2 separate regions of the Mus musculus genome follow, and region 2 is linked to region 1. The links are chromatin loops, found by intact Hi-C in ENCODE. Cell type or tissue: left cerebral cortex. All regions are shown on one strand. Links, peaks and the distances in the headings refer to the core of each region. The heading gives the core; the rest is flanking DNA. Region 1 holds the start of Mtfr1 (mitochondrial fission regulator 1). Region 2 holds the start of Hps3 (HPS3, biogenesis of lysosomal organelles complex 2 subunit 1).

The links. Peaks named below come from ENCODE experiments on the same cell type or tissue, not always from the same donor. Only the 100,000 strongest peaks of a DNase experiment are listed, where the experiment ranks them.
Region 2: a loop joins it to region 1, with 5 times the contacts of the local background. A loop is called at or near these places in 3 of 42 quality-filtered maps.

The regions. Positions count from the first base shown.
Region 1 is chr3:19,181,466-19,193,747 of GRCm38, forward strand. Mtfr1 (mitochondrial fission regulator 1) reads left to right here and starts at 6,645. Exons shown (of 8, transcript NM_026182.6): 1 at 6,645-6,823. In left cerebral cortex, for the core only: no CTCF peak of the experiment used is centred there; DNase peaks (open chromatin) are centred at 6,111, 6,691 and 7,497; H3K4me3 peaks cover 1,639 bases; H3K27ac peaks cover 473 bases.
Region 2 is chr3:20,032,897-20,045,178 of GRCm38, forward strand. Hps3 (HPS3, biogenesis of lysosomal organelles complex 2 subunit 1) reads right to left here and starts at 2,414. Exons shown (of 17, transcript NM_080634.4): 1 at 2,153-2,414. The coding sequence starts at 2,369. In left cerebral cortex, for the core only: no CTCF peak of the experiment used is centred there; DNase peaks (open chromatin) are centred at 2,175 and 2,393; H3K4me3 peaks cover 1,729 bases; H3K27ac peaks cover 910 bases.

The sequences.
Region 1 (12,282 bases), core at 3,403-8,402:
ACACACACACACATACACACACACACACAGAGAGGCATAATTTTTTTAAAAATTTAATGAATCAGAGGAAGGAAGAGCCTATAGAGGTAGCAGTACTGTAGACTACTGATTGCTGAAGGTGGCTTTTATGAAAACTGGACAGAAAGAAAAAAGGATCCTCTTCACCTTGGAATCTGGCTAAAGCCTCTCGCTACCAACAAAGCAAGAATTCCAGAACAATTAACAACTGCTTAGGGCCTCTCTCCCTTCCAGATGTCAATCTGTAATCTTCTAGAAATCTCACCATAAACCTCACTTGTAGGGAAAAAATGTACTAAGCTCTTTGTGCAACTCTAGTGACTCATAGCTTGACTTTACCAGATCATAATTCTATCCAAGTTATCTCAGGGGCCACACTATAACCCCAGAGGATGATGGGATGTAAGCGGAGAGACATATGGTGAACTCTGAGACCATTGCAACTCTCTTGAAGAACCTATAACAACACTTGTCTGTGTCTAGCTTAGATTCTGCGACTCCTCTTTGAGAAGCACACATCCATGCTCTTGACTGTGCTGGTCTATCAAAACGCCTCTAACCAGGTGGTGGTGGCCCACACCTTTAATCCCAGCATTTGGGAGGCAGAGGAAGGCGGATCTCTGTGAGCTTGAGACCAGGCTGGCCTACAGATCGAGTTCCAGGACAGACAGGGTCTGTCTTAAAAACAACACAAAGAAAGGGGAAAAAAAAAGTCTTTTTAAAAGTATGTGTGTCATATCCTCACACAGAAACATATATACAGAAATAAAAATAGATCTTAAACACAAATTCTGTGTGTGTGTCCAGGTGTCACAGCATGCATGTAGAGATCAGAGGGCCACTTAGGTGTGTTTCTTCTTACTTTCCACCTTGTTTGTTACAAGGTTTTTTAGTGTGTGTCAGTGCATACCCAGGCTAGTTGGCAAAGGGAGATTCTCCTGTGCCTGCCTCCTGCCCCAGGTGTCAGGCCTGGGGTAAAGGCTAGCATACCTGGTTAAGTGGGTTAGAAGGATCTAAACTCAGGTCTCAGCGTGCACAGTAAGTGCTTCATCCACTGAGTCATCTCCCAAGCCTAAACATGGCTTCAATAAAACCTCCAACACTGCTTGACAGTGACTAGTCTTCAAATTATTTTCTGCATTTAACATTATGAGTCCTTGAATTCCTCAGCCTGTTGCAGATGCCAGTCTGGAATATGACTCTGCCCTTCTCCATTGACACATACTGTAGGATTTCTATCACACTTTTTCTTCAGTGTATGTGATGCTTTGGTCATATTTAGATTAAAATTGATTCTAACCAAGAACCCTGTGCGATTCGTTTCCTACACCAAGGCTGCTAAGCCAAGGTAAAAGCAGCGCAAGAAGAAATGAATCTTGATTGCTAGAAGCGACCCCATGTAAATAACTTAATCTGTATTACCAAATGCGACTGTCACTCAGCCTGGCATGGGACGGGTTAACGAGGTCATTATTCCGTCTCCTGTCTTACTAAACACTGGATCATAAGGGCAGGAATTTCTGGTTTTGTCCTTTTTTTGGGGGGGGTCTCTGTGATAAAATGAAATTGACCTTAGAATGGCAGATGCTATACAGTAGTCCTCAAGGATTCTCTGAGCTGTCCTGTTGGGACCAAAGGCACACAAAGTCAAAAGAAAAATTTCTTTGCTACATTTATTTATTTTGTGTATGGGAATGTGTCTTAGTAACCATGTGGTAACCATGACCAAGGCAACTCTTATAAAAGAAAACTAATTGGGACTGGTTTACAATTTCAGAGGTTTGGCCCATTATCATCATGACAGAAAGCATGATAGCATCCAGGCAGACATGGTTCTGGAGTAGTGGAGCGTTCTATATCTTGATCCAAAAGCAGTCAGAAGATTAGCTTCCAGGGAGCTAGCAAAAGGTTCTGAAAGTTTTCCCCCACAGTGACACACTTCTTCCAACAAGGCCACACCTCCTTATCGTGCCACTCCCTGGGTCAAGCATATTCAAACCACCACGGGGTCCCAGTATCAAATACAGGCTGTGAAATTTGGTGGCAACAGCCTTCATTTAGTGAGGCATCACCCTGGCCTCTGAAAGTCAAAGGGCCTTTTCAAGACAACTGCTGATTCATTTCCCTCTCTTCATTCAAATGGCAGACAGTTCAGTTATTCAAGATTCTTTCAGAAAAAGCAGAACTATCCATTTGGGGGATGGGGAGCCCTCCAGGATCAAATATACTAAAGAAAAAAACCTCCATTTTCTTCTAATATCCCCAAGTGGATTGCCCTGTAATATCTGCCATTTGTTCCAAACCACCTTAGTGGGAGTTTGTGCATATATATTAGTAGCTCCAAACTGTAATGTAGGAACCAATGAGCTTGTGGGAGAGAAGCTGGACTCATCATCTCTTACTTCCTATCAGCGTACTACAGATTGTATCAAGCCTAATGCACAGGCAGTTTACCGAAGCTTAGCTGAGTGCTTCTGTCTTGGTATTTTACAAAAGTATCACAGAGGTGTTAGTTGTGGCTGCAGTCATTTCAAGGCTTCGGCAAGAGGATCTTTCTCATGCTGAAGCCACATGGCTTTTAGTAGTATGTAGGCTGCCACAGACTGAACACTGGACTTTTATTGCTGCCTGTTGACCAGAGAACCCCTTGCCATTGGCTTTCCTCAGAGTGAGGGAAAGAGAGACAAGAGTAGGCAAGCCAAGGTCAAGGCTGAGATCTTTTTGCAACCTGATCTTAAAATCAGCATCCGCAGGCACTTGCTATATTCTCATAAGAACTATGTTACTAACTCCCATCCCTGTTCAAGGAGGAATTACACTAGGAGGTGGACCTTAATGAGGTAGCTATCTCAGGGCTATAAACAAATAATTAATAAACATGATAAGGACCTGGAGAGATGGGTCAGTGTTTAAGAGCACTTGTGTGCAGTCATGAGAACAACATTCAGATCCCGGGACCCACTTAATGAGACACATAAAACTTCAGCTTTGAGGAAGGCAAAGCCTCACTAAGAAACTGAAAGCCACAGATGCAGGGAGAGATCTCGTCTCCAAGGAAGAGGTGAACAGGATTAGAGGAGGAAAGCTGAGGTCCTTTCCTGGCCTCTACACACATGCACAGGCCATATACTCTCACAGATATATACAAATACAAACAATTCTTTTCAAAGTTTTTATTCACATATTTATGTATATGAGTGCTCCATCTGCATGCAAGTTTACAAGCCAGAAATGGCATCAGATCCCATTATAGATAGTAATGAGCCATCATGTAGTTGCTGGGAATTGAACTCAGGACCTCTAGAAGAACAGGCAGTGTTCCTAACTACAGAGCCACCTCTCCAGCTCATCAAGTAATTCCTAAAAACAAACAACATGGTGAACATAAATCAGTTTTGTCAGCTCACAGTGTAAGTTCAAAGATACGCCAGCAGTCACCAGAATACTTGGTATCTAAATCTTTGTTTTTAAACTCCATTCTAGGGCTCCTTCAAGAAAGGGTTGATTATCCATTTTGGAGCAAGAAATACACAAAATGAGTCAGGAGTATGGACTTAACCCACAATAAAAGGGCCACATAAGCCAACCCAAAAGAGCTTCATGAGTGCCTTGTGCAAAGAAATAAAAATCACAGGATAAATTTAAAACAACACATAGTTGTGTGTGTTTAAGTCTACATTAGTGATTAACTATAAATAAAAGAGGAAAATTTTTCCTGATAATGAAATTCCCAAACTGTGTGTGCGAATGTACCTGGGTTACTCTGTTTACTCTTTCCCAGAGTTGAGACTTCATCCTATAGTCCTGTCCTCATAAATGTGGGCAGGGTTTAGGACTTGTCTTAAACATATGCAGAACCTACACACACACACACACACACACACACACACACACACACGAGGACAACATGTTCTTGTGGGTATTATGAGTCAAATATCTCCATATGTAGCATTTTCCTGCTTATAATCATAGGTTAATTATATAGAAAAACCCAGACAATTTCAAATCTAGGTCCACTATACAAAAATATCTGACTATATGCCTCAAAACTGTAACAGTCACGTCAAACTCATGAAGAATAAGATGTAAAAAAAAGAGGAGTGTAGACCAAGGTGATTTGATGACTAAGTGCCACGTGTGGTGCAGTCCTTGCAGTAATAAGATCTGAATAAAGTCTGGAGTTTTTTTGTCAGTAATTGTCTTAGTTAGGGTTTCTATTGTTTCAATAAAACACCATGACCATAAAGCAAGTTGGGAAGGAAAAGTTTATTCAGCTTACATTTTCATGTTGATGTTCAAAGGAAGTCAGGACAGGAACTCAAGCAGGGCAAGAACAGGGGGAGGAAGGCAGGAACTGATACAGAAGCCATGGAGGGTGCTACTTACCGGCTTGGTTCTCATGGCTTGCTCTGCTTGGTTTCTTATGAATCACTGGATTACCAACCCTGGAATGTTACCATTCATCAAGGGCTGCGCTCTCCCTCACTGGTCACTAAGTGAGAAAAATGTCTTACGGCTGGATTGTATAGTTGTTTTCTCAACTCAGGCTCCTTCCGCTCTGATAACTTTGGTCTGATAATTTCATTTCAAGTTGATATTAAATCAGCCAGTATAGTAGTAATGTGTGAGTGTTGGATTTCTAGTTTGTAAATGTATCACAGTAATGTAAGATTAGGGAACACTGGGTGAGGTAACATCAGAACTTTTCCTACCCCTTGGCACTTTTCTGTAAAACAAATATTTTTTTTCTTTCAAAAAGCAAATCTTGCTGGGCAGTGATGGCGCACACCTTTAATTCTAGCACTCCGGAGGCAGAGGCAGGTGGATTTCTGAGTTCGAGGCCAGCCTGGTCTACAGAGTGAGTTCCTGGACAGCCAGGGCTATACAGAAAAACCCTGTCTCGAAAACAAAACAAAACAAAACAAAAGCAAAGCAAAACAAAAGCAAAGCAAAGCTTAAAAGTTCAAAAGCATAAGGACTGCAGGTCTTTCTTCGATTAGATCCTGGCTGGATGTATTTCAAACTCTCTTTTTCCTTCACCAGGGTTTGGTACCAGGCACCATGTTGATAGGCTCTTTGTGTTATTGTATTGAATGAGATGGCACACAGCTTGGTCAGAATTCTTAGAAATGATTCCATTACTGGGAGAAACAATAATTTGTGATAAAATTACTCAGGTTTAAGTCACTGCACCTTCATCTAGATTGTCAAAAAGTTCAGGGCCACTCCAGGGCACTTGAGGGTAAAGCAAGGTGGGAAGGGAGGGAAGTTGTAAAGAAAAAATCAAATCAAATCAAAACAAAACAAAAAACAGGTTTTAAGCCATCTCCAACTGATGGGTGCTTTCAGATACCCTTCTTCTTAAACATAGACAATCACATAGGCCTGTGTGGTGGCAGGCAGCTGAGAGTCACCTGTGGGTCACACAGCTGGTGACCAGGGATCCTGAGGCAACTAATAGCTTAGCAGTAAATCCTACAAGTATCATTGGAATGGTCGCCCTGGTGTGTGGTCCCTACCAGTTCACTTCAGCAGCTTTTGTCTTTTCATCAGCCTTCAGACCAAGCACCCCTCCCTGAACTGCTCTCTCAGGCTTCTCTCTCCCAGCCTTGGTCACAGCCTGTCAGGCCCTTTTGTACTTAAAACGTTATAACACTTGGTCACATATATTAATTAACCTTGTTTTGATCTCCCTGCCTTTTGGTAGGCTTACTCAGGGTGTGGTTCAAGGCTTAAAAAACAAACAAACAAACAAACAAACCCCACCAACTTTGTACTGTCATAATGGGCTCCCAACGAGCCGTTGCTGAGTAACTGAATTGAAGCTCTAGGTGAAATCCAAAGCAGTAGCCAGGAGGAATTTAGGCCATCCAGGGTAAGAACACCAGCGCTCCAATGAGAGGGTAAGAGAGAAGGCGAAGTAGCAACAGCTGCTGCCCACTTCCCACCTCAACTCTTCCACCCTCTTCCAGGTTGTTTTGGACATAGGCTGGTCTTCAACTCTGGATCCTCCAGCCTCCAACTTCAAACTACTCGTTTTACATAGCAGGAGCCGCCACGCCCAGGTAGGAGCGGCCTCTTGAATTACTGATAGGCTTTCCCTCCATATTCACGTTTTATCGCACCCACACACACCACCGTGCTGCTTATAGCTAACTTGACACAGACTGATCGTATTTTCATGACTAGGTTATCTGAAATCTAGAATAACCCTTCATTAAAAACTACGCACACCAATTAGGCAGACTTTGAGGCGGGGGAACTGAAGGCAGGAAAAGTCTTCACTCCCTCTGAGCCGCGCCTTCCACTCCTCCAGAACATACGTCCGGGATTTGAGGCCCGAAACAGATCGCCCTGGCAGACAAAGTCCCCACAGAGCGTGGGTTGAGAAGGGCTCGACACAGGCTAGGCTAGGCTAGGCTAAGGACCTAGCTCCTTTCAGCGGGCACACATTTGAGACTTCACTCGGAATGTGGGTATTCCTACACCCAAAAGGGGCGAAGTTTACCAACAAAAATAACAGGGGCAGAAGCACCCAAGACAAAGCGCGGCACACTAGCAAGCACACGCCCCTTACTGGGCACCGCGCGTGCGCACAGAGCCCGGGACAGGTAGCCGGCGTGGCCGGCGAGCAGACACGCCTTCCGCCGGCCTCTCCTGAGCCCGCCCCCGGGCCTCAGCGAGCCGTTCACTGGTCAGCCTAGGCCGGGCCAGGGGCGGGGATTGGCTGATTGGCATAAGGTCCTGGGACAGCCAATCTGGAAGGCTGAGCAGCTGCGAAGGTGAGGGCTGCTGCGCAGCCGAGGTGAGTGGGGCCCGGGACAGAAAAGCGGTTGGCGGGGTGGGGAATGGCTACCACCCGGAGCTGAACGGTGGCGGGAGGCCGTGTTGTGGACAAGGGAGGGGACGGGGCGCGGCGCGGGAGGCCGGCGAGCGGGAGGGAGGCCGCGGAAGCCCGGAGCAGAGAGCAGCCCTCCGGCTCGCCCGCGCCTGGCCTGCTGAGCTCCGCGGGCCGCCGGCCTGGCTCCCATCCCCCGCAGTCGGCGTTGTGCCCTCGCTGGATCCGGGCTGAACGGGGCGGCCCACGGCGTTCAGCCTGTTCTACCTGGACCTACTTTCCTGTCATTGTCGGCTGGCAGCTCTGAACTTTCTAAGCGTGCGCAGTTTGCGTGTAGCCAGACTACAGAAACTTTGAGATCTGAAGTCAAACTTAACCAAACCTTTCTTTCCGCCTGATGGTTTGTTTTGTGATTGGTCTGATGTAACCTCTTCTGGCTTAAACCTCGTTTTGTGCTTGAGGATGGTCAATAGAAGTTCGGATCCTACCCCCTCCACCTCCCAACTACAGGATTTAAAGCTTGCTTCACCACATCCGGAAAAGAATATTAAGGAGTATTTCATGATACTTGGTAATTTAGCGTTCACTTTTTTGTTTGGTTTGGTTTTGAGACAGAGTTGTCTTCCTTACTCTAGGCTGGGGTGGAATGCACTATGTAGATTAGGTTGAGCTGCCTAAAACCTCCTGCCTCAGTCACCACGCCCGATTCCAGTCACCTTTTCCTAGTGTATGTAGTTGTTTTACATTACAATGACTTAGTCAAGGAAGTTGTGACACTTACTATCTTGTTACATGAAAGTAAGTTGTGTCCACATATATTGATCACATATATTGTACATACACAAAAATCATTTAAAAGGTAAAAATTATTTTTAAAAAGAAGGTAATAGAAATGGGTTTGCGATTATATACAACCGAGTTTGACTATAAAATGCTTACGAGCTAAGAAAAGTCTCAGTCACGATGTGCAGCTAACTCTCTATCAACACCCTAATCTTTGAATTGAAATGCAAGTCTAGTAACTGAAGAGGAAACTTAAGGGTTCTTTAGAAACTGTGTTGTACGGTGTTCTGCTGGGCTAAACACGTGAAGGAACATGTAGCTGAAGTGGACCTAGGCGAAAGGATGTTCTACGAAAGCAAGCACGTGAAAGGACATGGGATTAAGATTTATTTGCTAATGACATGCATGTATTGGTCTTCGTAGTTGAGCTGCATTTGTCAGACTCTAGGGAGAGAAGTGCTCCATAATGGTGGTGTGTTGCAGTTTCTTGCTGCATCCGCAGATGCAGGGCTGATTGGCAGAGTGATGTCAGCTGAGATGGACACACATGCTCAAGACCTGTGAAGGACATGTGTTGTTTGGAGGGTATAAATAGGATTTGATGGACAGTGGAGGAGGATGAGCTAGGCTTGCTTATAGAGCTGGGTGTGCAATGTTTGTGGGTACCCTCTTGTGGCACACATGTATAACTCCAGCTCTAAGTGGCAGGAAGCTCTCTTCTGGTCTCTAACCATACATCCTTTTTGTTGTTTTTGGCTTTTAAGACAGGATCTATTGTATAGCCCTAGTTTTCATGGACCTTGCTGTGTAGAAAAGGCTTGCGTGGAATTCAGAGGGGTCTACCTTCCTCTCCCAAGTGCTGAGATGACTGGCGTGCTCCATCAATATACTATATATTGGCAAATACAAGTATATTGGCTAAATAAAACAAGTCTTAACAAATAACCAAGCTGGTCATGTAGCCAAACTAGCTAATAATTCCGTAGCTTATGGGATCTTCGTCAGACACCAGATACTAGGTGTGCAGTATCAACCTCAGCCTTCTAAGGCCATTCAAACAACAGGGGTCTGGTGACATGGCTCAGCAGTTAAGAGCCCTTGTTGCTCTTTCTTGTGTAAGAGCTCATTTCTAGAACTGACATGATGGCTTACAACTGTCTATAATGCCAATTCCAGGGGATCCAGTGTCTTCTGGCTTCTGGGCAAGTATGTAGTATATATGTATATGTATATTTATATGTATACATGCAAGCAAAATAGTTATACATAAAAATTAAATAACAAGCAAAAGAAAAAAGGTCACACTCTGTTGAGGAAAAGATCAGCAAACTTTTGGAACATAAGCAGAGGAAGACTCATTCTCAAAAACCAGGAAACTTTCAACTAATCAGTTGTTGTTACTTTGATTATTCTTGATTTTACATCAGTGTTTGACACTGGAATGTAGATTGTCTTTTTTGATGCAAGGAGTTAGTATGTATTGTGTTCTTAAATAGATTCTAATTTCTATTTATTCTCATTTACTCTTGGTTCTCTCTCTAACTGCTTGCTACAGCCCTTCCCATAAAAGTAGTTTGTTTCTTATAATATATGTTAGAGTAGCCTAGTTATTAGCCTGTATACCATCATCACAAAGTTTCCAGGAAAAAGTATGCTTAGCTCTACATATGTATCCATACATATGTGGACAACCAATTTAAGCTTATCCCTGACTAGCTTACAAATAAATGGGATTCAGACTACTGTTCTTTTATTTGGCTTTGACAATTACTGGGGCATGACCCCTAATCTACTCTTATAACTGCAGGCCTGCTGGCTACCTCCCCAGTGGTGTACCCCAGATACTTGCTGTTTCTCCTGGCTATGTGCTCATGGCGCCTCTCCCCTCATGATGCCTCTCCCCTCATGGTGCCTCTCCCCTCATGGCTGCTTCTGTTTTCCCTTGGTCTTCGTCCTCCTCTTTTCTCTCCTACAACCAGGCCGCTCTAAACCCACCTACCTCTAATCCCTCCAGTAATTGGCTGTAGCCAATTTTATTTAAGCAATCGTTATAAATCAAGGAACAAGGTTTGCACAACAAAAGCTTGTAACCGGAGACTTGGTATAGAATGTAGCATTGCAATACAGAGCAACAGAGCAAACCTCAACCACCACATTGGAAACAATCTGTAGCCGATTTTAATGCTATTTCTTTGATCCCTGTAACCTTGTAAAAGGGGGGGCATGGTGCCCTGCACTTATAATCTGAGTTCCTGGGAGATAGACAGGAGGATTCTGGGGGCTCACAGGCCACCTATCCTAGGCAGTTGATTAGCCCAGGCCTATGAGAAACCCTGCCTCAAATAACAGAGCTAGTGAGGGATGAGAATAATACTTACTGTAGGCATGAGCATAAATAACTTAGAGTGTAGGATTGTGCTGGCTTAATAACATCGTTGTATGACTTCACCAGCCCTTGGTAGTTGGCTAGGTTTCTCATACCATTCAAGATTTCTTTTGTTGAGTGGATCTTGTGTCCATAAGAGAGCTATTGGTGACTGCTTAGGGAATCACTATTGTGTCATAAGGTTAGCTTGCCACACTGGCCATTGTTGTGGTTCATTCCTCATAGCTGGGTAAGGTGCTTGGTTGCTTCTCTCCTTAGGAAGCTAGTATGGCACCTTCTGGTACCAGGAATGCTAGTCCTGAGGGAAGGAGGCTTTCAGGTCAGATCCAGCCAGGGAAGAGCACAGTAATTGGTTATCTAAGACTAAACAGTCAGCCCTAAAACTATTTACATACAAGTAACATGCAGATTGAAACAGGTTTTGTTTTTCTCTGTGGGTTTTTTTTTTTTTTTTTTTTTTTCTCAAGACAAGGATTCACTTTGTAGCCCTGGATGTCCTGGAACTCACTCTGTAGACCAGCCTGTCCTTGAACTCAGAGATCTGTTTGCCTCTGCCTCCTCGTGCTGGGATTAAATGTGTGCCACCACTGCCTGGCTAGCAGGTTGTATTTATATATTTAGGTATATATATATATATATTGTATTAGTCATGCAGGGTTCTCTAGAGGAACAGACTGATAGATAGTACATATATGTGGGTTTATTGGAGTGGCTGTGATCCCATTAGTCCAACAATCAATATCTCCTTATAGAAGCATCAAGGAACTGTTCAGTCCATGAGACTAGATGTCTCCCAGCAGCCCCTAGAGAGGTGCCAGTCTTTTTGGTTTACATTGGAATTCCAAAGAACATCAATGAAGGAATACAACAGCAACAGAACAGTAGGAGTGAGCGCAGACAGGCAAAAAGTTCTTTCTCTACCTTTATGTAGGCTGCCACCGGAAGGTGTGGCCCATTTAGGGTGTGTCTTAGTTAGGGTTTTACTGCTGTGAATAGACACCATGACCAAGGCACCTTTTTATAAGGACAACATTTAGTTGAGGCTGGCTTACGGGTTCAGAGGTTCAGTCCACTATCATCAAGGCAGGAACATGGCAGCATCAGGCAGACATGGTATAGGAGGAGCTGAGAGTTCTACATCTTTATCTGAAGGCTGCTAGCAGAATACTGACTTCCAGGAAGCTAGTATGAGGGTCTTAGGATGAGTGTGTCTCACCCACAGTGACACACCTACTCCAACAAGACCATAACTCCAGGTAGTGCCACTCATGGGGCCAAGCATATTCAAACCATGACAGGGTGGGTATCCACCTCAAATGACCAACCAAGAAAATCCTTCCCAGGTGTACCCAGCTGCCTGGGTTCTAGTTGATTCCAGTTATATTCAGGTTGACAAGATTAGCTATCATACATGAACACTTAAGTTTACATGTGTATGTATGTATCAGTGCTATGGGGAAAAATCAAGCTGGATGGGAATTAGCCATCACATGAATTATAACATACATTGATAAGTCATACATATATAAATCTATCACAAAGCATACATTCATGTAATAGACACCCATGTTAAGAAAAGAAAGCTTGCATATCAGAAAACACCTTGGTGACTCTCTTCCAAGTATTAATTACCCAGATTGAATCAAAGGTAGCCACTATAACTGCTTTCAGTGTTTCAGTGTTTTGGCTTCTTATTTATTTATAAACGTTTCACAGAAATTTATTGCATCCAAAATTGTCTTCTTTATATGATTCTCTTGTTATCTGTAGGAAATGTACTGGTATCCTTTTTTTTTTTATTCCTGATAAAGCTAATTCATTTCTCTATTTTTTTCTTAATGAATTTCATCAGAGCACTATATTTTTTTTACAACTAATAGACTCTTCAAAGAAGCAACTTTTTGATTTTTTATTTCCTTTTTAAAATTTATATCTATCTATATATAGATAGATATAAATATCTATATATATATTAATTATTGCCCAAGATGGCCATGAACTCACAATCCTCCTGCTTCTACCTCAGAGGTGCAGAAATTAAAGGAATTTGCTTCTATGCCTGGCTAAACCAGCTCTTGACTTGGTTATCCTTCCTGTTCTTAATAGGCTTTGATGGTTTCAGCGTCAGCAGTTTTATTTTTTCTGGGTTTTTTGTGTTTGTTTTTGAGGCAGGGTTTCTCTGTGTAACTCTGGCTGTCCTGAAACTCACTCTGTAGACAAGGCTGGCCTTGAACTCAGAAATCCGCTTCCCTCTGCC
Region 2 (12,282 bases), core at 1-5,000, 850 kb after region 1:
TGTCTAGATCATGAGCTCTGACCTAATGAATGCACTAATCCGTTTTGGAAACTTTGGTGTGGTAGGGTTGGGTGGAGGGGAGTCTGGCTAGAGGAAAGAGACTTCTGGGAGGACGGTCACTGATGAAGAGGGGATATCTGGCAATTCTATCTTGCCCTAGTCCTTCCTGTTTCTGCTTTACCTTCTAGTCACCATGATGTGAACCCTACCCACTATGGTGGGCTGAACCCTCTCAAACCATGAGCCACAGAAATCTGGTTACAGGGACCCCACAGATGACTTACTGAGTGCCCACAACTTACAAAGGGAGAGCAGCATTTGGCTGATTAGTAAGTGTAGGCTTGGGGGGGGGGGGGGTTAGGGGGTGGGCCCGTACAAAGTAAAACTGTCAACATGACCCCTCCATGGTATAGTTAAGGGAAATGGTTTTGTTTTATTGAAGATAGGTGGGGTACAGAGAGGAGGGGAGAGCAAGGAGGGAGAGGGAGAAAGAGAGGGAGGAGGGAGATAGAGAGGGAGAGGGAGGAGGGAGAGGGTAGAGTTAGAGGGAGGAGGGAAAAGGCGATGGAGGGAGAGGGACGAGGGAGAAGGAGATAAAAGGAAAGGGAGAGGGAGAGGGAGAGGGAGAGGGAGAGGGAGAGGGAGAAACAGCCAGAAGATCTGGATGAATCCAGAGCAGAGAGAGAAAGAAGTAACCTGAACATGGCCAGCTGAATAGACATGGCCAAGGTTATCTGCAAGAGAGAGAAGAGCACAGTGAGATAGCATGGACTTGGAAATATGTAATAGGTACTTCAGGGACTGAGGGAGGCCTGAGGCTAGCCTGGACCTTGGGATGCTGAGGAGTAGTATCACACGTGTATGTAGATTGAAGAGCCATAGCTCCTTTTGCCAGAGGTAAGGGAAATGACTCCTCTGACAGACAGGAACTGCCTCCACAAGTTCCTGAGGAAGGAAGGCTGGCTTTTAACTAAACACCAGAACTCCTCCTATAGCCATGGAGGAGCTCACGTCTGGATCTTTGGACTGCCCTTTGGAGTTTGGGACTTGGGGTTTCCTTTGGACCTGACAGAAAAAGAAAATGCTTTCTGCCTGGGAAAAAGGCCTCCAAAACATTCACAGTAAATATAAATGCACAGATAGTCCTGGTTGTTGACAAGGTGGATTTGCTATGGCAGAGGACACTAGGCACTGAGAGAACACAGACCAGAACATTTACTCAGAAGAAAAAAAGGCATCAAAGGAGACATCAGACAGGTTTTCTGAACTTAGGCATTGCCAGGGGTCAGCCTATTAATGTTTAGTCATGCATGGGTTAATAGAAGTTACACTCAGAAGTTGAAGTTCAACTGTGGACTGAATGCTACCTTTGAGTTATATGGCCCGTGATACTTATGCCATCCCACATGATTCCTGAAGCTCTTTAAGGCAGCCAACATGGTAATAAAAGCATCTTTGTTCTTCAAGGTTTCAAGAACGAGGTTATCATGGTTTAGTGCTAGCCTCCTCCAGTCGGTGTGGCTCAAGTCATTAGTATCCAACCAGGGCCAAGCATTTGATACAACCCAATGTAATAAATCAACCACAAGTGATAGTGACTTAAGAGGTAAAAGGGCTGGCTCCGATTTGAGATAACTTTTGAGGTCGAGCCTCCTGTGAACTTCAGGATATCATTCTCCCTCCTCTTTCTCTTGAACCAGGTTTGTTTTCTTACATTAATCTTTTAAGGGTCTGGCATAAGTGGAACCGAGCCACACGTCTTTATTTCAAGCTGTGGACGGGATCAGTCAGCATTGCATCTCCACGTGGGGTGTCTGCTTTGTTTTGCTTCGAGACATGATTACTTGTAGCCTAGGCTAGAATGGAACTCACCAAACTGCAGAGGACCTTAAACTTCAGATCCTCCGGTCTCTACCTCCAAAGTGCTAGAATGACTAGTTGAAGCAATCTGAGTAAGGAGGATCAGACCAAGGCTTCAAGCAAACTAGGCAAGCACCGGACCGTGGCACGACACCGGATCTGCGGTCGCTAAAACAACTACACAAAATGACTTTAGCACTTAGTGCCCGACCCACACTGACTGTCAGCAGCCAGCCTAGAAGAGCACCAATCCCTTCCCTACCCAGAGCCCCGCCCCAAAGCCGCTCCTCACCGGCTTCGCTGTAGGCCATGCGCAGCACCCTGCCTAGCGTGGAGAAGGCGCAGCGCTGCCGGCACAGCTCTTCGCCCTGAACAGCGAACGCCTCCACCTTGCAGCCGGCAGCCACGAACAGCGCGTCGCTCCCGCCGCAGCAGACCTGCTCCGGCTCCCACTGGCAGGGGACTACCTGCTGCGACCCAAACGGGTGCAGGTTGTACAGACGCACCATCCCGGCGCCCGGACCGCTGGGCGGCTTCCGCAAGCTTAGAGAGCTGCTCCGGATCACGTGAGCGCTGCGACCACACCCCGGGCACCGCTCCTTAAAGAGGCCGCGCGCTAAGTGAAGTGCTACCCTAAGTGGATGCAGAGACCTCGGTTCCTCTTTGGAGATGTTAACTTTGCTGCTTCTGGACAGATTAGTATGTGAAACCTTCAGCGTGTTTAACACTCGATCATCTGCCCGTCTGTGCCTTGGTCGACTTGCCTTAGACTTTGAACTTTTTTTTTTTTTTTTCCATTTTTTATTAGGTATTTAGCTCATTTACATTTCCAATGCTATACCAAAAGTCCCCCTTACCCACCCACCCCCACTCCCCTACCCACCCACTCCCCCCCTTTGGCCCTGGCGTTCCCCTGTACCGGGGCACACAAAGTCTGCTTCTAAAGGATGAAACTGCAAAACCTGATGTTAAACTCCCAACGTAGGGTTAAACACACCACAAATACTGTGGATCCTACAATGGTTTTATTGAAAAGGGCAAATCCTCGAAGATGCTTAGCAAAAAATAAAAATAAAAAAATAATGCATTGGATGAGAAGATCTATGAAAACATTTTGCAGGCATTTGGCAAAAGTTTCCTCTAAGCCTTAGATAATAGGGGAGGAGAGAGATCCCCGGATGGTCAATATACAGTTCCTAAGTATTTCCTATATTGAAGAAACTTGCCGTCGGAATTTTTCTATTTTGGGAGATTTAATAAACCAGATCTATAATGTTTTTTTAACAATTCTAGAAAATATATGTGTTTGCATGCACATATGTACGTATTGGTTGACTGGAGGATGCTCTTCTTTTTACACTGAAAAGAGCAAACTTCAATTCTCATGCTGATGGTTACCTTGAGTCCTTTGCTCTGAGAATTTATAATGTGGGAGCAATTGGACTGAAGTTGAACTGCTGCCATTTCGAATACCTTCCAGATGACGAGGAATCATGTACTTCATCCTCTACTAGGAACACTCTGGGAGACGGGTTCATTAAACTCAGTGAGCAAAGAATACATGGAATAGTCCAGAGATCTGGGCTACAGAAATCAGGAAAACAAGCAGATTGCTACTCATGTGACATCCATAAACATCCCCTTTCCCTCTTATGAGTATCTGATTTAAGTGTCTGTCTCTTTTGATTAATTTTTCCTCTTCAGGATATTAATTGAATGTAATTTGACTTTTGTGAGATTCATTAAGTCCTAGAATGGCACTACCTTCTCTAGAGATAGCTTCTTCTCCCTTGATATAGTCCCTGTACCTGGCTGACCTAAGAAATTTTGGGAAGAGATTTTTATCTTTATTAACTGTTTTTCTCACTTCTGTGACCATCAGCTTATGAGAAAGCTAGGCTGATTCCATGACAGACTTCAAATTGGCAGCTAAGGAGAATAGGCCTAAATCTCTGTCTCTAAGAACTGGACAATTCCAGGCAAGTCCAGGCCTTAGAAGCCGCCCTGCCACCTGGCCTGAGGCAAGGACACTGGGTCAGCAGCACTTTCCAGACTTCTTCAGCAACAGTTTTCAGACCTCCCCAGCAAGTTTCCAGCCCCCACACCCCAGTAATGGAATGTCTATAGAGATGGACCCAACCTCCATGTCAATCTTGACAGGGTCACCTACCCCAGAATTCCCTAATGTGCTTTAAATCAGGCTTGCAAACTGACTTGGTGGTCTCTGTTCTGGTAATGAGAGACCCCACATTTGAGTCTGGGGTATCATTCTTTGGCAAATCATGGATCCTTATACTTCAGAGAGGAACGGTTTGGTCTAGATCAGTATTTAGGAGGTAGGGTCCATCATGGAGGAAACTGCTTCTACCTGGGCTGATCAGAAAAAAAGAGAAAATGGCCTTCTCAATACTGTTTTGTATCCCTTCAGTCCAAGACCTCACAGCATTGTAGGGCAGAGCCCACATTCAAGCTGTGTCTTCCCTCTTGCATTAAACCCTTCTGAAAATGTGCCCACAGACACATTCAGAAGTGTGTTATATAGTTAATTCTGAATACAGTAAAGTTGATAAAATTAATCATTGCATGAAGATAGCTTCGAGTGAGTGTATGCCTAGTTTCCTTGTTTGTGAGGATCTGTGAGTAGAAACCACTCACTTGTCTCCTGTTACAAAAGCAGGGACCAGGGTGGCATACCATCATGTCCCATTTGTTCTTTAGGACTATCATGACAAATAAAACGCACTGCTTGGTTTCAGCAACAGAGTCCTCCTCCTTCTATTCCTCTTCCTCCTCCACTTCTTCAGTTCTGGAGGCTGGAAGTCCAATGTCAATACATGAGAAGGCCTGCTTTCTTGAGCCCTCTTTCCATGGCTTACAGATGGCTACCTTCTCACTGTCTTCACTGGTCTGTTTCATTCTTGATGTCTCTTCCTCCTCTTCTAAAGATGCCAGCTCTACTAAGATCTGCCCATATGATTTCTCTTAAACTCGGCTATCTTGTAAATGTGCTGTCTGAACATTAGTCACATTCTGAGGTACTGGGATTTAGGACTTTGTCTTGGTTAGGATTTCCATTGCTGTAAAAGAGACACCATGACTACTACATCCACTCCAGTAGTGACTTGCTTGACAGGTTTAGAAACCTGGAAGCAGTCCCGAGGCAAAAAGTTCATGGACACTTGGCCTCCTGGAAACATGGCATCCCAAATATCCAATGCTCCAAACTTGTCCTTGCAAATGGATCTGTGTGCTTTCTTTCAGTATTGTTTTACTATAGGTGCCTCCAAGCAATGATTTGCCAAATACCTAAGCAAAATTGAACTTTGCTTCCTGGCCTTCACCAATGCCCTAGGTAGTCCTTGAGCAGACCCTAGGCTTGGAATTCAGTAAGAATGTTACCTATTCAGTAACATTCAGAATTGCCTCTAGTATTGTAAGAGAGATAGTGAAAGAAATCAGGCATTACTATCTACTACATAAGAGTTAGAAATCTCAGGGCAAGCTTAGCAAAGTAAGTTTAGAATTCTTATTATAGTTATGTATGGCAGACTACATTACTTAGTAGAAAGTCCCCCACACTATCACTTAGAATAAAAGCCAAGTCACTCCCTTATACAGGAATTTACAATGGTTTAGGAAGAAGATCGGGCTGTGGTTTAAGGAGGAACTAGAGTATTGCATTATTCATGAGAAGGTTAACTAGAGCAGAACTCCCTAATTAGAACCATGGCTTGGGCATGAAAGCCCTTGCCCCGGGATTGTAAAGACCTCACACCTGGCTTCTAAGACTATGGCTGACCTTAGATAGAGCTGACTTTGTCTCAGTTGTTTTATTGCCCAGTTCCTGTCAGTCTTTGTGTTTGCATTCCTCTGCTTTGTGTAAGAGTCATGAAGCATCTGGCAACCTCATTGTACCTTGCCAATGTGTCACCTAACTTCCCTATTCTCTTCTGTATAAAACGTTTGATGCTCGATTTGAGAAATTACATTCAGATACAGTACTCTCCCTTGTGGCCGTATTTATTTGTCATTTCTCGCCAACTCTTTTGCCACCTGTCCAGGACCCTGATTTCTCCTGCGGATTGAGTGAGGCCGACTGAGGCCGGTCTGCGGCAGGATGGCGCCTGTCCGTGGCACGTGCCCAAGGCAGTTCTTATAAAAGACAACATTTAATTGGGTCTGGTTTACAGTTTCAGATATTCAGTCCATTATCATCAAGGTAGGAACATGGCAGCAACTAAGAAGGCATGGCACAGGAGGAGCTGAGAGTTTGTATAACTTTTTGTTCCAAGGGCAAAGAGGAGAACTGTGTCCCAGGAAATTAGGATGGACAGTCTCAAAGCCCACACCCACAGTGACACACCTATTCCAACAAGGCCCCACCCCTAGTGCTGCCATTCCCTGGGCCAAGCATATACAAATCATCACAGGCTTCAATAGGCAATTTGAATATAGACAGCTTAGTCTATAAGAGAGGTTGCTAAGGATGATATTCTGGTTGGAGAGACTAACCTTAGGGACTTCTTAGCACTGTATCTCCTGGAGAAGCTTAGGTGGATTGCACAGGTATAAATAGTAGTCCCAGATGGTCATTGGTATTAACCTTCTTGTTAGTTTCAATAGGAATGGCCCCCATAGATTCATAGGTTTGAATATTTGGCCATAGGGAGTGGCAATATTAGGTGTGGCCTTGTTGGAGGCAGTGTGTCACTCTGGAGGCAGGCTTTTGGGTCATACATGCACAGGCTATGCCCAGTGGGGCACACAGTTTCCTGCTACCTGCAGATAAAGATATAGAACACTCGGGCCGTTCTCCAGGACTATGTATGCCTGGATGTTACCATACTTCCTGCTATGATGATAACAGACTAAACTTCTAAAACTGTAAGCCAGCTCCCATTAATTGTTTTCCTTTATAAGAGCTGCTGTGGTCATGGTGTCTCTTCACAGCAATAAAACGCTAAGTAAAGGGGCTGTACAAGAAGAATGTCAAAACAGTTTAGAACTCATGAAATTTGGTTAGCACAGTCATGTTAGGTGTGTCTCAGAGAGGCAGAGCCCTGAGGACTTCATTCTGCTGTGAAGTTTCCAGTCATCATGTCCCTCATAATCTATGAGTTATATGAAAACTCTAAGGGAGTGTCCAGCCCCTCACTGGGCAGTGTCATTGGCACTTACAACAATAGTGGCTGATCTTTTCAAAGACTGCTGCTGGAACAGATAAATGATTCAACTACCACCCTCAGACAAAACTTACGGATGTAGATTGTCAGTAAAATTAGGTGAAAATGTTAGTGGCTGTGATGGAGTAAATCACGGGGAGGGAGCAATTTACAGTTGCCAGGCACACTTTTGACAGTTGAGCCAGGGAGTCTTTTGAGGTCAGGTAACAAGAACAATGGCAGCCCAGTGAGCATTAGCTGACCTGCCTTTCTTGCTAAACCTGGGCAGGTGATCAAGATGATGATCAATTTTTGTAGCAGTTTTGCCCTCAGCTTCCTGATGTGATTTAATAAAAAATTGTTAATGAGTAGGTATGTACCTTGGAGGATTTAAAGTAAAAGTGACTGTTCTTTATATATAAAAGTTTAGATATGTGATTCTTTTAAGATTCTTATAAGACTACTTTTCAAGATATATGATAAAATGATTGATTCACTCTATTTTGTTTGCTTACACTTTGTTAATCAGCAAATTGCTTAAATGTGTGTGGATTCTTAGGAATAATTTGTTTTTTTTTTTCACCTGTAATATGTAAAACATTTACTCACTGTAATCAGTCACTTAAAAAGTAGACTGTAACCACATTGTATTTTTTTTATATTGCTTGAGAGATTTTTTTCCAGGATTTATAAGCTGTGGAGGTAGCTACAAAATGAATCTCCAATTTCTCATCAGCCTAGGGAGGGCAGGCTATGTAGGTGCGACAGGCTATGTAGGGAAGGTAGGCTCTGTGGGGAGGGCAGGCTCTGTGAGGAAGGCAAGCTTTGTAGGGAGAGCAGGCTCTGTGGGGAGGGCAGGCTCTGGATCTTGGAACACTCATTCCTACTCCTCTCTGTGTGCTGAAGTCTAGGATCGCTAATCTACATAGTGTATGGGGTGCTACATAGCCTTGAAGATATGTAGTAATATCTTTCTGGAAAAGTAGCAAAGGTAGATACTCTGATACATGTCACATGCATAATCCCAGTGTGAGACCCCGACCCTCTGTCACTGGTACTTACTTCAAGACATTCCCAAGTGAAACACCGAGATGCAGATCAATGCAAAAGCAAGAGGGTTATTTTCCGTATCGTGGGGGTTGACCTTCAATTAGTCCCTCAAGCTGAGTGACTAGAAGGCAACCATGAATGGCTATTACAATTGGTTTTTATACTTTATAGGGATACAGGTTACATCAGCAAGTTCACAGTTCACACTTATTGGCTAAGCATATTGACCTTTAACTCTATTGGCTAACAAGCATGGGCAAATCATGACATGCATTTAAACTCTACCTTGGACTTTCAGATGACTATCAGTTGGTACATTCTGCAAATTGTTTACTCAAGAATGTTCCTGTAGGTGAAGAATGGAACTTGGCCTAGCCTTGACCCCAGGTGGGAGGGGGAAGCTGGAGTTTGGGATTGGCAAAAGCCCTTATGGTCCTTCATTAGCATTCAGAAGATGGTGGTAGTGGATTGTTGTGTCTGGCCAGTAGATCACAACCTGGGTTCTAGCCTGGAAAGGCATTTTGGAAACCTGGAAGAGAAGAGGGGCTGGGCTGCGCGAGATAAGGAAGGAACCAAGACAAAGGTCTCTGCTCAAGGTTCAATTTTTACTATTCCAGCACTCCGTGAAGTGGAGGGGCCCAATTCCTGCCAAATAATCTTGGAGTCCAGTAGCAGGGTGACCACGTGATGGCTCCAAACAGCAAAGCGGCAGGTTCCAGCAGTAGGCATGGCAGAAAGATTGAGTGGGAAGCTCCATCCCTGAGCAAGCAGGTTTCAGGCTGGGGGAGGGGAGACTACATCTCCTCCCTGTTGTTAATAAAAATAAAAGTTATCCCGAGCTTTTGTCCCCGCCAGCAAGAACACACTTGGGACAACCAGAATCTTCTGTTGCAAAAGCTTTATTGCTTATTTCTCAGGTGGAAGACCCCGAACCCAGAAAATGGCGCTGCTTATATAGCCCACAGTGTGACGTTTCAGCACCTGATGTGGCGTGACAGCTCCTGATTCGTTGCTCACCCATCACCCCATTACTACGCCCCGAGATGGGCAGTGACTAGGCGTGAGTTCACTCTTGCACTTGCGCATAAGGCTTGTTTACTAGTTAGGCACAGTGGAAGCCAGCGCCATCTTATAATGGCGATTGCCCACGGCACACACGCGATTGCTCGAGGCATGGCTCTCCACAAGGTGATAGGGTGCATGGGATTATTTTGATCTTCTTATATCTCTTGAGACCTGTTTTGTGATCAATTGTATGGTCAGTTTTGGAGAAGTTACCATGAGGTGCTGAGAAGAAGGCATATTCTGCTTTAGGATGAAATGTTCTATAAATATCTGTTAGATCCATTGGTTCATAACTTCTGTTAGATTCACTGTGTCTCTGTTTAGTTTCTGTTTCCATGATCTGCTCATTTCTGAGAATGAGTGTTGAAGTCTTTTATGAATGTGGGTACACTTGCATTTGGAGCATAGATGTTCAGAATTGAGAGTTCTTCTTGGTAGAAATTTCCTTTGACCAGTCTGAAGTGTCCTTCCTTATCCTTTTTGATAACTTTTGGTTGAAAGATGATTTTATTCGATATTGGAATGGTTACTCCAGCTTGTTTCATGGGACCATTTGCTTGGAAAATTGTTTTTCAACCTTTTACTCTGAGGTAGTGTCTGTCTTTTTCATTGAGGTGCATTTCCTATATACAGTAAAATGCTGGGTCCTATATATATATCCAGTCTGTTAATCTATGTCTTTTTATTTGGGAATTGAGTCTCTTGATGCTAAAAGATACTAAGGAAAAGTGGTTGTTACTTCCTGTTTTTTTCTTTCGTTGTTGTTGTTGTTGTTAGAAGTAGAATTATGTTTGTTTGACTATCTTCTTTTGGGTTTGTTGAAAGATTACTTTCTTGCTTTTTCTAGGGTGTAGTTTCCCTCCTTATGTTGGTGTTTTCCATCTATTACCCATTGTAGGGTTGGATCTGTGGAAAGATATAGTGTAAGTTTGGTTTTGTCATGGACTGTCTTGGTTTCTTCATGTATGGTAATTGAGAGTTTTGTTGGGTGTAATAGAACGGGTTGGTATTTATGTTCTCTTAGGGTCTTTATAACATCTGCCCAAAATCTTCTAGCTTTCATAGTCTCTTGTGAGAAGTCTGGTGTAATTCTGATACATCTGCCTTTATATGTTACTTGACCTTTTTCTCTTACTGCACTTAATATTCTATCTTTGTTTACTGCATTTGGTGTTTTGATTATTATGTGATGGGAGGAATTTCTTTTCTGGTCAAGTTTATTTGGAGTTCTGTAGGCTTCTTGTATGTTCATAAGCATCTCTTTCTTTAGGTTAGGGAAGTTTTCTTCTATAATTTTGTTGAAGATATTTACTGGCCCTTTGATTAGGGGATCTTAGCTCTCTTCTATACCTATTATCCTTAGGTTTGGTCTTTTCATTGTGTCCTGGATTTCCTGGATGTTTTGGGTTAGGAGCTTTTGGCTGTTTGCCTTTTCTTTGACTATTGTGTCAATGTTTTCTATGGTAACTTCTGCCCCTGAGATTCTCTCTTCTATCTCTTGTGTTCTGTTGGTGATGCTTGCATATATGACTCCTGATCTCTTTCCTAGATATCATAAGGCTTGTTTACTAGTTAGGCGCAGTGGAAGCCAGTGCCATCTTATAATGGCGATTGCTCACGGCACGGCTCTCCACAAAAAGTTAAGAAAAAGGCTGGCCTGAGGCAAAAAAATTATCTATGCTCAATAGTTCTGCCTGAATTCTTGGGGCTAAAGAAAAAAACCTGTCTCCGTGGGATTCCCTAACTTTTCTTATGGTAAACTGTATCTGGCTAAGACTGTCCTTTCTGTCCTAGTAAACAACTAACAGAAAAGCCCTAAGCAGTAGGCTCTGACTTTATAATGCTAATTAGTGCTGAATAGGTAACTTTCTAGTTGAATTTTAAGTAGGGCGTTGGAACCCTGGCTAAGTTTGACTGAACAAATTTGAAATACACTTTATTAAGAATAACACTGAGTTGATATTCCTCTGCATTTTTGGATGACAAGCAGGAAACAGGGAGAAGGGGGTAAAGACCGGCTCCGTAGTACAAGGCCAATTGGCTTTTTTAGGGTGGGAGGCAGCGAAGGACTTGCCCTTCCAACAGTACGGTCTCCAACCTCTCTCCACCCTATTAATTACGTTTAAATAAGGCAACGCTTAACTGAGGTGATCAAATGATTTTCTCATCCATAGATGAGTGGGCTTTTAACCTTGGCTTGGGTGGACATTGACCCGATTCCTCCCGTGGGTGCTATCACGACCCACACCTGTGGCTCTTGGTATCTTTTGGGGAAGGGAGGCAGAGCCTTAGATATTTTTGGTTTTTAGCTGTAAATAGATACCAACCTCCGTCAAACAGGGTATATCCCACAGGAAACTCAGAAATGATCAATCTGGACTTTCCCCTGCAGTAGTTCTCTGCACCAAGTGATACCCATACTGTATTCGTATGATCATGAACCAGTATGCACAGTTCTGAGTACTGTGCAGCTCCTAAAGGAGAATTGTCAACCTCAGATTTAGCAAGGCCTAGACAGGAATTATGTCATTAGTAACACCACGATTTGTGGCTAAATTAGGAGCTGGAAGTCTTCCTCCTTATCCCTGTATTTCCCACAGCCTGAGGAACTAAGGGGACCTCGCAGTAACAGCAAGGGTGAAAAGCCAGAGGCCAGCTAAGGGACTAAGCCCGTCTATCAGAATAAAAACCAATCTCTTTTAATATTAGAAATATCTACTTTTCTAGCCCTCTTGGTAAACCTAAATTTCAACTCAGACTGAAAGCCACGTGCTGGAATGTCCTTGGAATGAAGATAGCAGTTGCCACCTGTGTGCTCTTGGGGGGCGGGGGATGCACGTCTGGCTGGAGAATGTTGATTAACCTGCTTGAAAAACAAAAGATCTAGACAATGAGAAAGTAGGAAAGCAGATCTTCTTTTGGGGAAGTCTAGGTACTTTATTCAGTTGCAAATTAACAAGGCACAAGCTCAGGGCTGGTTTTAGAATAGAAAAAAGGCCAGAGACTCTCTGGAAGTGGGGTATGTGCTCTGAATTAACTTTGCTAGGTAGTTAAGAATATAGGAATCTCTAACATTGGACTGAATATTAGACCAGTCTAAGATTGAGTTAGAATGACTGGTCACACTGAAGAAAAGAGAAAAATC